Regions from separate parts of the Homo sapiens genome. Here region 1 is linked to region 2. Evidence: chromatin contacts called from ENCODE Hi-C or POLR2A ChIA-PET data. All regions are on one chromosome and are shown on one strand. Each heading gives the region's core, a stretch centred on a gene start or an enhancer-like site at or near the end of the contact. The rest is flanking DNA. Distances are from core to core; before and after follow the strand shown.

What was found. Hi-C counts contacts between places; a loop is a spot of excess contacts on that map. ChIA-PET counts read pairs that join two places held with the same protein, here RNA polymerase II (POLR2A). Pooled maps may share reads with other maps.
Region 1: a map of natural killer cell shows a loop between it and region 2 (6-fold over the local background). The contact joins the promoter of LINC01599 here to the enhancer-like site in region 2. A Hi-C loop is called at or near these places in 19 of 168 maps with a recorded cell type or tissue (B cell, CD14-positive monocyte, CD4-positive, alpha-beta T cell and 12 more), 31 of 37 single-sample maps with no recorded cell type and 23 of 50 pooled maps. POLR2A ChIA-PET finds 5 or more read pairs at or near these places in 25 of 52 experiments (B cell, CD4-positive, alpha-beta T cell, CD4-positive, alpha-beta memory T cell and 18 more).

The regions. Positions count from the first base shown.
Region 1 is chr14:50,102,073-50,107,985 of GRCh38, reverse strand. LINC01599 (long intergenic non-protein coding RNA 1599) reads left to right here and starts at 2,943. Exons shown (of 9, transcript NR_131171.1): 1 at 2,943-2,989. It also overlaps a transcript of VCPKMT not described here.
Region 2 is chr14:50,057,433-50,062,913 of GRCh38, reverse strand. The region is part of intron 2 of LINC01599 (long intergenic non-protein coding RNA 1599); the gene reads left to right. Among named protein-coding and RNA genes, the nearest start is that of LINC01599, 45 kb to the left of the region's middle. RefSeq lists enhancers at 1-134, 605-674, 1,165-1,344, 1,545-1,834. Within about 2 kb of position 1,778, at least 35 of the 41 ENCODE cell types and tissues checked have a DNase peak (open chromatin) inside an H3K27ac peak, as active enhancers do; they include B cell, CD14-positive monocyte, CD4-positive, alpha-beta T cell and 6 more, where a contact is called at or near this core.

The DNA.
Region 1 (5,913 bases), core at 1,694-4,193, 44 kb before region 2:
AATTCCTGGAGCCAAGTGATCCACCCTCCTTAGCCCCGGAAAGTGCTGGGATTACTAGCCATGAGCCACTGCACCTGGCCCTCTTTTAACACACACTATCTGTGGGTCTTTGGCCTGAAGTCCCCCTTGATTTTACTGTATGAAAACCCAGCTCTTTTAGTTCAGAAAAATGAAACTTCACTAATTTCCTGGAGGAGTCGGGCTGAAGTCGGCCTCTGTGCAGCTTTGCCAAAATCACACTCTTGCTTGACTTCCTCCCCCTTCCTGTTCGGCTATTCCCATTCCTTTACTTAACCTTGATAAATCATTTGCATACATTCCTCTCTGCTTCTGGAGAACTCACCTAAGTACTGACTGTAGAGGAAATTTGTAATTCAAAGTCAAATAGGCCCCACGCGCGGTGGCTCACGCCTGTATGCCGAGGCAGACGGATCTCCTGAGGTCGGGAGTTGGAGACCAGCCTGGCCAACATGGTGAAACCCTGTCTCTACTAAAAATACAAAAATTAGCCTGGCATGGTGGCGTGCACTGTAATCCCAGCTACTTGGGAGGCTGAGGCAGGAGAATAGCTTGAACCCTGGAGGTGGAGGCTACAGTGAGCTGAGATGGAGCCACTGCACTCCAGCCTGGGTGACAGAGCAAGACTCCGTCTCAAAAAAAAAAAAAGTCAAATAGGATATCTTTCTTGTTCTGGAATAAGGCCAAAACTGAAGTCAGGGTGCCAATCCTCACATTCTAAGATTCGACCACTGATGGTTAGGACCAGTGAATGCTACAGGGCTTACTGAAGGTGGCCAGTTCAGAGAACATGCTCCATCACCAACTACTATTCCACAGACAGCTGGGGAGCTCTGGAAGAGGTCTCCTTTCGGAGGAGTCCATTGTTAGGGAATGTAATTTAGTCTTTTGGGCTTTCGAATGTGGAGAGATAACAAGTTGTACCTGCACTCACAAACCACAGGAGGAGGCTGGGTGAGGTGGCTCATGCCTGTAATCCCAGCACTTTGGGAGGCCAAGGCAGGCAGATCACTTGAGCCCAGGAGCTTGAGACCAGGCTGGGCAACATAGCAAGACCCTGTTTCTACAAAACATACAAAAAATTACTTGGGTGTGGTGGTGTACACCTGTAGTCCCATCCATACTAGGGAGGCTGATGTGGGAGGTTCATCTGAGCCCAGGGAGGTTGAGACTGCAGTGAGCCATGATTGCACCACTGCACTCCAGCCTGGGTGACAGTGAGACCCTATCTCAAAAAAACAAAACCGCAGGAGGAAGGCCTGAGGAAGTAACTAGAGATTCAAGATGTTTGCAAGTATGGGAGACCAGTATTTCTCTTTCTGGCTGGATTTGTGTTTACCCACCAGCAGCAGATTCCGAAGCATGGAGACAGAATTAGAGGAGTGATGTGGGAACTGTAAGGCTGAGGGGTATTGAAGATGCACTCTGCCAGCCTGAGAAATGATGCATGAATTGAGGGTTAGAAGACTTCTGCAACAACATGAAGGAGGGGACGACGTGGTTTAAAAGGCAAGTGCAATGGATAAGGTGATGCCACTAGCTGGGGCTCAGCCAGGACACAGCTAATTCCCAAATCCCAAGGGACTGCCAATGCCTTGGCCTGTGGGCAAGTGTGGGTTGCCTCTGCACAATGGAGCTCGGAAACTACTTATCAGAATGCAGTTATAGCCAATTAGGGAAAGGGTTGCAACCCCATAGTAAGGCAGTGTTTCTCAAACCAGGCTGCACGTGGAAAATTAAAAGCACACAAAACCCATGTTCAGGCCCTATCCCAGTCCAGTTTAATCAGAGGCATAGTAGTTTTGTTAAGGGGTTCCAGATGGTCTTAATGTTTGCCTTAAATTGAGAACCACTGCAACAAGGAAACCTCTTTTATCCGTTTAGCATCTACTTCCCAAGGAGAAGAGAGCAAAGAAAGAAGAAAGTATATAAAAAGCAAACCATCTGTGAATAGAGTGGGCCCCTAGTACATACGGACAAAAAACCACTTGGAATCCGATGTGGAACCTTGTATGAAATAGGAGGTTTTAAAATAAACAGGACTGAACTTTGGAAATGGAAATAGACTATAAATATAATCTGAAAATTAGAGAATCTGGCCAAGAAGGCAAAGGTGATGCTACTCAAGAAGGAAGGGGGATTCAACAGTTAAAAATTGTTGCAGGTCCAGTCTCCAATGACTTGAGTCTCTTCTGTACACCAGTTATAACTTTAAACATCTTTGAGGTTGCATAACTTTGCATTTTAATCTGCCACAGTTTATAACCAAGGGTCCATGGATCATATGTTTGGTGAAGTTGGAAATGAAATTAGTTTTTTGTTGTTTTGTTTTGTTTCGAGACGGACTCTCACTCTGTCACCCAGGCTGGAGTGCAATGGTGTGATCTTGGCTCACTGCAACCTCCGCCTCCCAGGTTCAAGCGATTCTCCTGCCTCAGCCTCTGAAATAGTTGGGATTACAGGCACCTGCCACCACACCCAGCTAATTTTTGTATTTTTAGTAGAGATGGGGTTTCACCATGTTGGTCAAGCTGGTCTGGAGCTCCTGACCTCAAGCAATCCACCCTCCTCAGCCTCCCAAAGTGTTGGGATTATGTGCGTGAGCCACTGCACCTGGCCTAGGTTATTTTAAAGTAAGAACTATTAATCCAGAATGTTAGTGGGAATTTTTTTATACACAGCATATCTTTTAATTTTTTCTTACCTTTCTTGAAAATTTCCTTGTTAAATGATGCAAAATATGATATGACAGATTATAGGTATTTTAAAGAAGAGTATGGGTTATAGAAACATCTGTTGTTCTAAAGGCCACCTGTAGATGGCATTGCTTGACTTTGTCTTTAAATGTTTTCTAGAAAGGAAGTTGTTAAAATAGAATCTACTTTGAAATGCAATCACATTTTAAAGGTGAACGAAATTAGATTAAAAAAAAAAGCCTACCTTTTGAGTTACTTTCAGAAGATAACACAGGGTAAGTAAAACAAGTTTTTTTCTTGTAAAATTGTATTTGGTTTATCTTTCTGTTTCTTTCTGATATGCCTTTTGAATATCATTCAAAAAGCTACGTTACTACAATTCATAAAATGTTTTCTCTGCTATTGATATCTTCTGTGAAAAGAAGACAGATATTTAAGAGGCTAAATTAATTCAAGTGACGTTCTGAAAATTAAAATTCACCTTGAAAGTACCTTTCACATAATCATGATTTTACATCTGAGACACTTAAAACTTCTCATTTTAATTAGTTTTTCAAAGCAGTTTTTTTTTTTTTTTTCAATAGAGTAAGTGGTAGTTCTTACTTCTGAAGGCTGAAGCTGTGTCTTTGGTTCCCACAGTCCTGTAGGCACAGGCCAGGTATTTGACTTCTGGGTTTTCTTTTTTCTTAGGAAACATCAGGATTTGAAAGAGTTTTGATTCATTGATAACAAACATTGTTAGAGGAGAATATTCAGTTTTCATACCATAAAGACCTTCACTCTAATAGAAATACAGAAAAAGAAAACTGTTGCAACGATATCTTACTGAAAATTAATGGAAAAGCTAAGTTTTTACTTTCCATAATATTGGGTAGGAAAGCAATAAATTCTCAAGGCATTTTCACCAGTTAAAGTTTAAACCATTAGATATTTGGGGTTGTTCAAGACATTGAAGTTCTTATGTGTTGGTGAAGTTCTGTGAATATCTAGTGAGTCCCTATCAACTGTGAGATACATTCTAAGTCATTGATTATTAATGACAAGATGCTATCATTTGCAAATGATAAACCTAAAATATGGTACAGCAGATTATCTCCATGATAATATTTTGCTCACGTGCATTCTGAAAACAGTGTCAGCACAGAGGCTCTGAGACCAGATTATCTGGGTTTGAATCCCAGTGCTGCCACTTACTAGCTGTGTGACCTTGAAGTTACTTAAACTCTGTGTGCCTCAGTTTCCTCATATGTAAGGTAAAGATCATAATATCTTATAGGTTGCTGTGGAGATTAAATTAGTCAAATACATGTAATGTACTTAGGTACTAGGCACATAGTAAGTGTTCAATAAATGTGACCGTAGTTGGGGTGGAATTACAGGTGGGCACTTGGAAAATATGCATAATGCAAGTCAGTTTTATCTGTTGCAGTGTGAAATCTGGGCACCTTTTTGAGAGTATAGGATGCATGTAAACATTGCTGCCCAGTCACGGTGGGAATGGCAGCTGGGATGGGAGGAAGTTGAGAACATTGTTACACAACATGTACTGTTATTTAAACAAATAACAATCTTAGAAAAATAAAGAAGATACGGGGAAGAAAATTTTTGTTCACTGTTCATTTTTACAGTTTGAAAGCAACTGCCACGAGCATTCGAAGGCCAATAGGGACAGAGCAAATCCTCGTTTCTAAATATGGGAGCCTGGGTTTGCTGGCTGGAGCTCCAGGATTAACATTCCACCGCCCTGGACCCTTACTCAATTCCTCCTTCCACGGTTCTTTGCTAAACCTGAGACCAGATGGGTAGCAGGCCATTAAAGTACAGCAGAAAGTCATTTTTCTGAAGTCTGAGACTTGATCTATCTGCATAACAATATTTTCAGAGTTTATATTTATTAACTCTAAAAGAGCAATGTGACTTTAAAATATGTTTGTAGCAGTTGTTTCTTGCCTAAATAATCTTTCACTGTGTAATGAGTGCGTGTGTGGGATGCAGGACTTAACTAATTCCTCAGGCTAACTGACCATGTCTTTTACTAACAGACAAGAATGACAAAACCTTGGATTGTGTCTGTTTCTCCATCAGCCAGTGTAAAGTGGCACATAGGCTTTACTTCAGAAGGGGTGTGCAATCTTCCCTGGGCCACACTGGAAGGAGAAGAATTGCCTTTGGGCCATGCGTAAAATACACTAGTGATAGCTGATGAGTTTTTAAAAAATTGCAAAAAAATCTTATAATGTTTTAAGAGGGTTTACGAATTTGTGTTAGTCCACGTTCAAAGATGTCCTGGGCCATATGCGGCCCATGAGCAGTGGGCTGGACAAACTTGCTTTCTGCTTCTGCGTTATATTAAACTTGCAAGGCCTTTCTGTTTGCAATTAATGGAAAATATTGTCATGAATACTCAATAGGTGGTCTTCATTTTTAGAAACCTTTATACATTACCTATAATACAGTAACTTATTTTGTTGAATTAATTCACATTTTTTAATTTTCACAGGTTGAAAACAAGGATATTTCTTCCTTGCAAAGCAAAATTAAAATGTTTGTAAAAGATCTGGCCTAGATGCAGTTTTTATAGGCTTAAACGTTTGAGTAGTTAACAAATTCCTTTCAGGTTATTAGTTCTAATGAGGTACCACTGACAGCTTTTTGATGGGTCAGTGCTGTTAAATGCTTTTGGGTTTTTTGTTGTTGTTTGTTTGAGACAGAGTCTCACTCTTGTCACCCAGGCTGGAGTGTAGTTGGTGCAATCTTGGCTCACAGCAACCTCCACCTCCCAGGTTTAAGCAATCTTCCTACTTCAGCCTCCTGAGTAGCTGGGATTACGGGCACGAGCCACCATGACCGGCTCAGTTTTATATTTTTTGTAGTGATGGGGTTTGGCCATGTTGCCTAGGCTGATCTCAAACTCCTGAGCTCAAGCAATCTGCCTGCTTTGGCCTCCCAAATTGCAGGGATGAGCTACCACACCTGGCCTTGAGTAGTTTTTTTAAAAGTTACCTTTAACTCAGATTTGTTAATCTGCTGAAGTCCAGGCATTAACGATGTGAGTTCCAGGTGCTTGTGTTGGTTCATGATTGTTTGACAAATCATTGCCAGAGTTTTAGGTATACAGTACAAACAATCTCATGTATCTACATTCAGTACTCAACCTTGTTCTTTTAAGGAATGTGTCCTGATAACCTGCTTGTGCTTC
Region 2 (5,481 bases), core at 529-3,028:
GCACTGGGCCTGAATCTGTTTTTTCTAAATTGACAGGTTACTTTGTTTTTTTACTGCTACAGTAAGAAGCACCCTCCCCCAACCCCAGTTAATCTCTGTGATAGGTGGGGGTGGGGCTTAGGGGAAGGGTGACTCACTAGACAGGAGTTGAAAATGCCTGGGTTTTTGTGACACTAACATCTGTGTCCTCCATAGATGGAGCTCACATCACGGAGCTCATGAGAAGCTGAGTGCCAGCTACCACACACACATTCAGACATTTGCTGTCGGGCCACGGGCCATGCTGATGGAGAAAAGGTAGCCTAAATTCTCTGGTAACGGGGGTGAGAGAGAGAGAGAGAGATGTGGCGATGAAAATAAAGAATAAGGAAAGGAATAGCGACTTCAGGGGACTTTGCCTGGGTTGGGGCTCAGGCCGGGGCCTGGGAAGTATGAGAGACAGAGGGTGATAAAAGGGCATCAGGTGTTAGAGAGCAGCTGGACCAGAAGACCCACCATCCGGCAGCAACACCCAAAGACCTTTGGTCACATAATGTGGGGACGGGGAGGGAGGAGCTCTGGCACTGGAGATAGCCTTGGGCACCTGGCAATGCCCTCCCGCCCCTTCCCCGCTGACTAGTTCACAGAGGCCTTGCCCCATGCCACTGCACTGCCTTGACACTGACACACAGCACTGCCGGCCCAGGGACTTCTCAGGGTCCAAACCTCCTACATTCCCAGGGCTCCCAGAAATCAGAGCTGAACCCACAAGGCACACAGAGCTGGGCCTCTGAGCTGGCTCCCAAAAAGAAGTGTGTTGAGGGAAACATTCTCAGCAACATTGAGAATGTTTTCACTGGACCACTGTTTACCTTGTTTAACGAGAAGCTGTCACTAAGCATTAAGGTTTCTTTGATTTGGAGACTTCTCTGCACACCAGAGAACCAGTGGCATAGGGTTGCCTCCTGCTCTGCACAGTGTCTTCCGGGGCTGCTGGTGGCAGGATGTGGCGGCCTGGTTCAACAGCTGTGATTAGTGACCCTGATTGTAGCCGCTAGCTGAGTGATTGTAAAATCAGGAAGTGAGGAGGGTTTTGTGTTCCCTCCTGGCCCCTCCTGCAAGGAACTCTGGATGGAAAGGTGAACTTGCTAAGTGCAGTTGTGCTTTGCTGACATCTGCTCCCGTTTTTGCCCCTTCACTGCTTTTAATGAATTCTGGGTTCAGGCACCCTGAGCCCTGAACGTATGGAATCTGTCCTGGGAGAATCTGTTTGTTTTATAGAGGTGGTGATGAGCAGAGGCATCCAGGCAGGTCTATTCATGTGGGAAAGCAGAGAGTTGCCCTGGATCCTACTTAAGGCCAGACCCTTCAGGTCTCCAGAGGGGACAGGCCTGGCACTGTCTGTAAGCAACTCTCGAAGAAGCCAGACTTTTCCTGTAAATGTATAACCAAAAAAAAAAAAAAAAAAAAAAAAAAGACTATTTTGGAGCAAAGAAGCCAGAAAAAGGGCTAATGGGGGATGAGAGCGTAAGCCTGGCCCAGTGACCCAAATCCTGAGTTTGTGGAGGTGTTTACAGGGGCTGAACGGCCAGGCCCAGGCTGGCCCCAGGGAACCCCCAAAGGCCATGAGTGAGGCCTGCGTTTTGGGGTATGCTCCTTGTTTCCTGTGCCGGCCTGTCTCCACATGCTGGGTGGTTGTGAAACAACGGCTTGCAGTGACTCAGCTTTATAAATAGGACATTTACAGTGAAAATTACAGGAAATTCCCAGAGTCTCCTGCGGGGGCTTATTTTAGGTGTGTGGCTTACACAAGTGAAACCCCAGCCACCCTCTTCCAGCCTCTTCTCCCTGCAGCATCCTTGGGTATCTGATTTGAGGCAATTGCTTCTGTTCTGTGACAGGAAACCACCCCAGGAGGTCTGAGAGAAATGAGGAAAGGAGGCGTCCATCTCCAGCCCCATTCAGACACGCTCCTGGGAGAGAACAGCTCACATTTGGCTCACGCTTCTCATATGCCGAGCGCTCTGCTGTGTTACCTCAGTGACTTTCACTGACTCCCAAGGAAGTGATGGGGATGGGGAAACTGGAATTCAAACCCATTTCCAACTCCCTCCGGATCTCGAGAGATTAACCACAGACACAACTTTTCCTGAACACAGAACAAGAAGGCAAAAGGAAGCAGAGGTCCCTGTTTTCAGGAGAGGACAGGAGAAAGGTGCCAGTACCCTGGCCTTTGGTTATATTTCCCTTTCCCTCTTCAGTAACACATTTCTTGGCAGGACATCTTTTCTGGAAAACCAGACTTGAGCTTGGAGTGGCTCAACAGCCCTTGCTGTAGCTAGGTTTGATGGAGAAGCTGAGAGAGCTGCCTGCACCCGGGTAGGAGGCTCTGTCATGGAGGGGCTCAGGCCATTGCAGGTTTAGGGCCTAAATGTTGTGCAAATATTTGCCCAACAACTCCCAGTGTGCCTTGGAACAAGCAGCAGGAGCGGCCCTGGCTGAGTCCCTGAAGAGAAACGTGGATGTGATGACTTTGAATGGCTCCCAGCTTCTACTTCCTCATAATTTGCCAGGATCTCTGTCGCCAACGAGCCTGGTTACAAGGAGAGGGGGCTCCGTGCTAGCCTGCTAGGCATGATGGAATCTTCCGCATTCTCCAGATGAAGCCCGCACACCCATGCCTTCATCAAGCAGCAGGCACTGCCAATGCGTTTTTGAGCTACAGATTTGTATTCCCAGCAATCTGTGAGATTCTCCCCCTAGATCCTCGCAAAGCTTCTGAATTTATCGAGTTCAAAACAGAACACCCAAACTGGCTTGTCTTGTATTCTCTTTCAGTTAAGGCTGCCTTCCCTAGTCCCCCTAGTTAGAAACCATTGGCTCATCCTTAACCCTCTGCTGCTCTGCCCTCTCCCTCCCGAGTCTGATTGATTCTCCCTCCTAGCTCTCCCCTCAGTGCCTGGAGTGCATGGGTCTGACCCAATGGGTGGTTGGCAGGGGTAGGAGTGGGAGTTGGGAGGAGCACATGACCCAAGCTGAGCTCATTAGATCCCAGGGTTTTTCTAGCTGCAGCAGGCTCTTTTCTCTCTAGATGCTTGCTGGAAGGCTGGGAATCCAGAGGGGCCTGTGGCCATGCATCTGCAGCCTGGCAAAGCCTGCCTGCAGCAGCGAGGGGACATGCTGCAGGGAGAAGCCATGATGAGTGGTGGAGAGAGACTTCCTGAGGGGACAGAGCTCCCAGTACAGCTGTCCCCAAACCAGGTCCACCCCCTGCCCCCATCCATCCTTCACAGGCCACCAGGATTCTTTTCCATGTTCTCCAACTTTTTGTTTTAAAAAAATCCAACTACAAAGAAGTTGACAGAATAATTCAGTGAATACCTACATACCCTTCACCTAGATTCACCAGTTATTAGCATTTAGTGACAGTTATGTTCTCTTTTTCCCTATATATTCATGTATGTGTGTTTTTTCTGAACCATTTGAAAATAAGTTGCTGATGCCATGACACTTCTCCCCTACATATTTCTGCATGTATTGCCTAAGAATGCGAACATTTTCCCCACAGTCACAATACCGTGATCACATTCAAGAAATTTAACAGGGCTGGGCGCTGTGGCTCATGCCTATAATCCCAGCACTTTGGGAGGCCAAGGCAGGTGGATCACGAGGTCAGGAGTTCAAGACCAGCCTGGCCAACATGAAACCCCATCTGTACTAAAAATACAAAAAATTAGTCAGGCGTGGTGGCAGGCACCTCTAATCCCAGCTACTTGGGAGGCTGAGGCAGGAGAATCGCTTGAAACCAGAAGGCAGAGGTTGCAGTGAGCCAAGATCACGCCACTGCACTCCAGCCTGGTCAATAAGATTGAAACTCTGTCTAAAAAAAAAAGGAAAAAAAAAGAAAAGAAATATTAACAATGATATAATAATATCTAATATTAATATATATCCACATTCAATTTTGCCAAGTGGAATTTGTTTATGGATATAAGATATTATGATAGTTTTTTTTCCCTTTTCAATTCAAGAGCCAATCATGGATAACAAATTGCATTTAGTTGTCTTATCTGTTTAGCCCCCGTAACCTAGAATTGTTTTCCTGTCCTTTTTTATATTTCATCATATTAGCATTTTTTGTATCCTTCAATTTGGATTTGCTTTTTCCTCATGATTAGAGTCATGCTGTATATTTTTAACAGAGATAACACTGGATTCTTTTCAGTGTATCACATTAAGAGACACATGATGTCAGTTATTGGTGTGTTAAGTTTGATCACCTTGTTAAGGTGGTGTCTGCCAGATCTTTTCATTGTAAAGGTACAATTTTCCCTTGATACATGGGAATAATTACATATATATATATCTGTTCTTGTAAAGTGGAAATTAAGTATATGTTCTTATGCTGGTTCCCTTGGCTCCAATTTCCACAGGTCAACATAAAGAAGGCCCAGTTGCACCTGCACACACAGTGGGTTGTGTTAGAGGGGAGGAATGCTGAGCTTAGAGAATCAGCATCTTTTATGATAGGCAATAAGTCTCTGACCTCTTCTGCAGAAGACATTATCTTTCTTATACTAGGCACTAAGCATGCCTGTACTTTGCTCCAAAGGGAGAGTCTTGTCTTCCAAGGCTATTTGCTATTCAAATGCCTTTGGAAAGAGATTCCAGAACAGAGGCAGTGAGTGCTCCTGCTCATAAGACACCCACAAATGCTAGAGACGCATGGAGAACTGTCTCCCAACAGATCCTGAAAAATTATCTTTCTACAACACAATCCAGTCATGTTATTCCCCTGTTGTGGCTGGTGGCCTCCCAATTCCTAGTCTCTGCACCTTCAGTAGCAGAGACCCCCACCTCCCCTGACCCACAGCTGTGCACATGGCTTTCCAGAATTTGGTCTGTGTTTCCCATCTTCTCTCTCAGCAAGGTGTGGCTGTATGATTAAGTTCTGAGCAAGAGGCTTTAAGAATAAGTAAGTGTGCACAACTTCTGTAAAATGCCCTTAAATGATAGTGTGCCTTAAAGGATAGGGAGCACGCCTTTCTCCTTCTCTTTCCTTCTTTGTACAACATAAAGTAGCAACCTCCCTCCTCCAAGGCACTTGCTAATTCTCTCTCTGCCTTGTTTGTTTCCACAGAGGTTACACCATTTGACACACTATTTATTTTGCTTATTTTGTATATTGTCTGTCTCTTCTCACTAGCATGTAAACCCCATGAACAGTGCTGGTGCTAGCATTTTTGTATCTGTTGTTGAAATACTGAAATACTTCTGTACCAGTGGGTGGCTGGTCACTCCCCAAGTCCCTGTGTGCTCCCCATGGCACCTCCCAGCTACCCAGCTGTCTTAGTCTTCTTGGGCTGCCATAATAAAATACCATCGACTAGGTGGCTTCAACAACGGAAATGTATTTTCTCACAGTTCCGGGTCCAAGATCAGGGTGCGAGTTAATCTGGTTCCTGGTGAGGTCTCTCTTCCTGGTTTGCAGGCAGCTGCCTT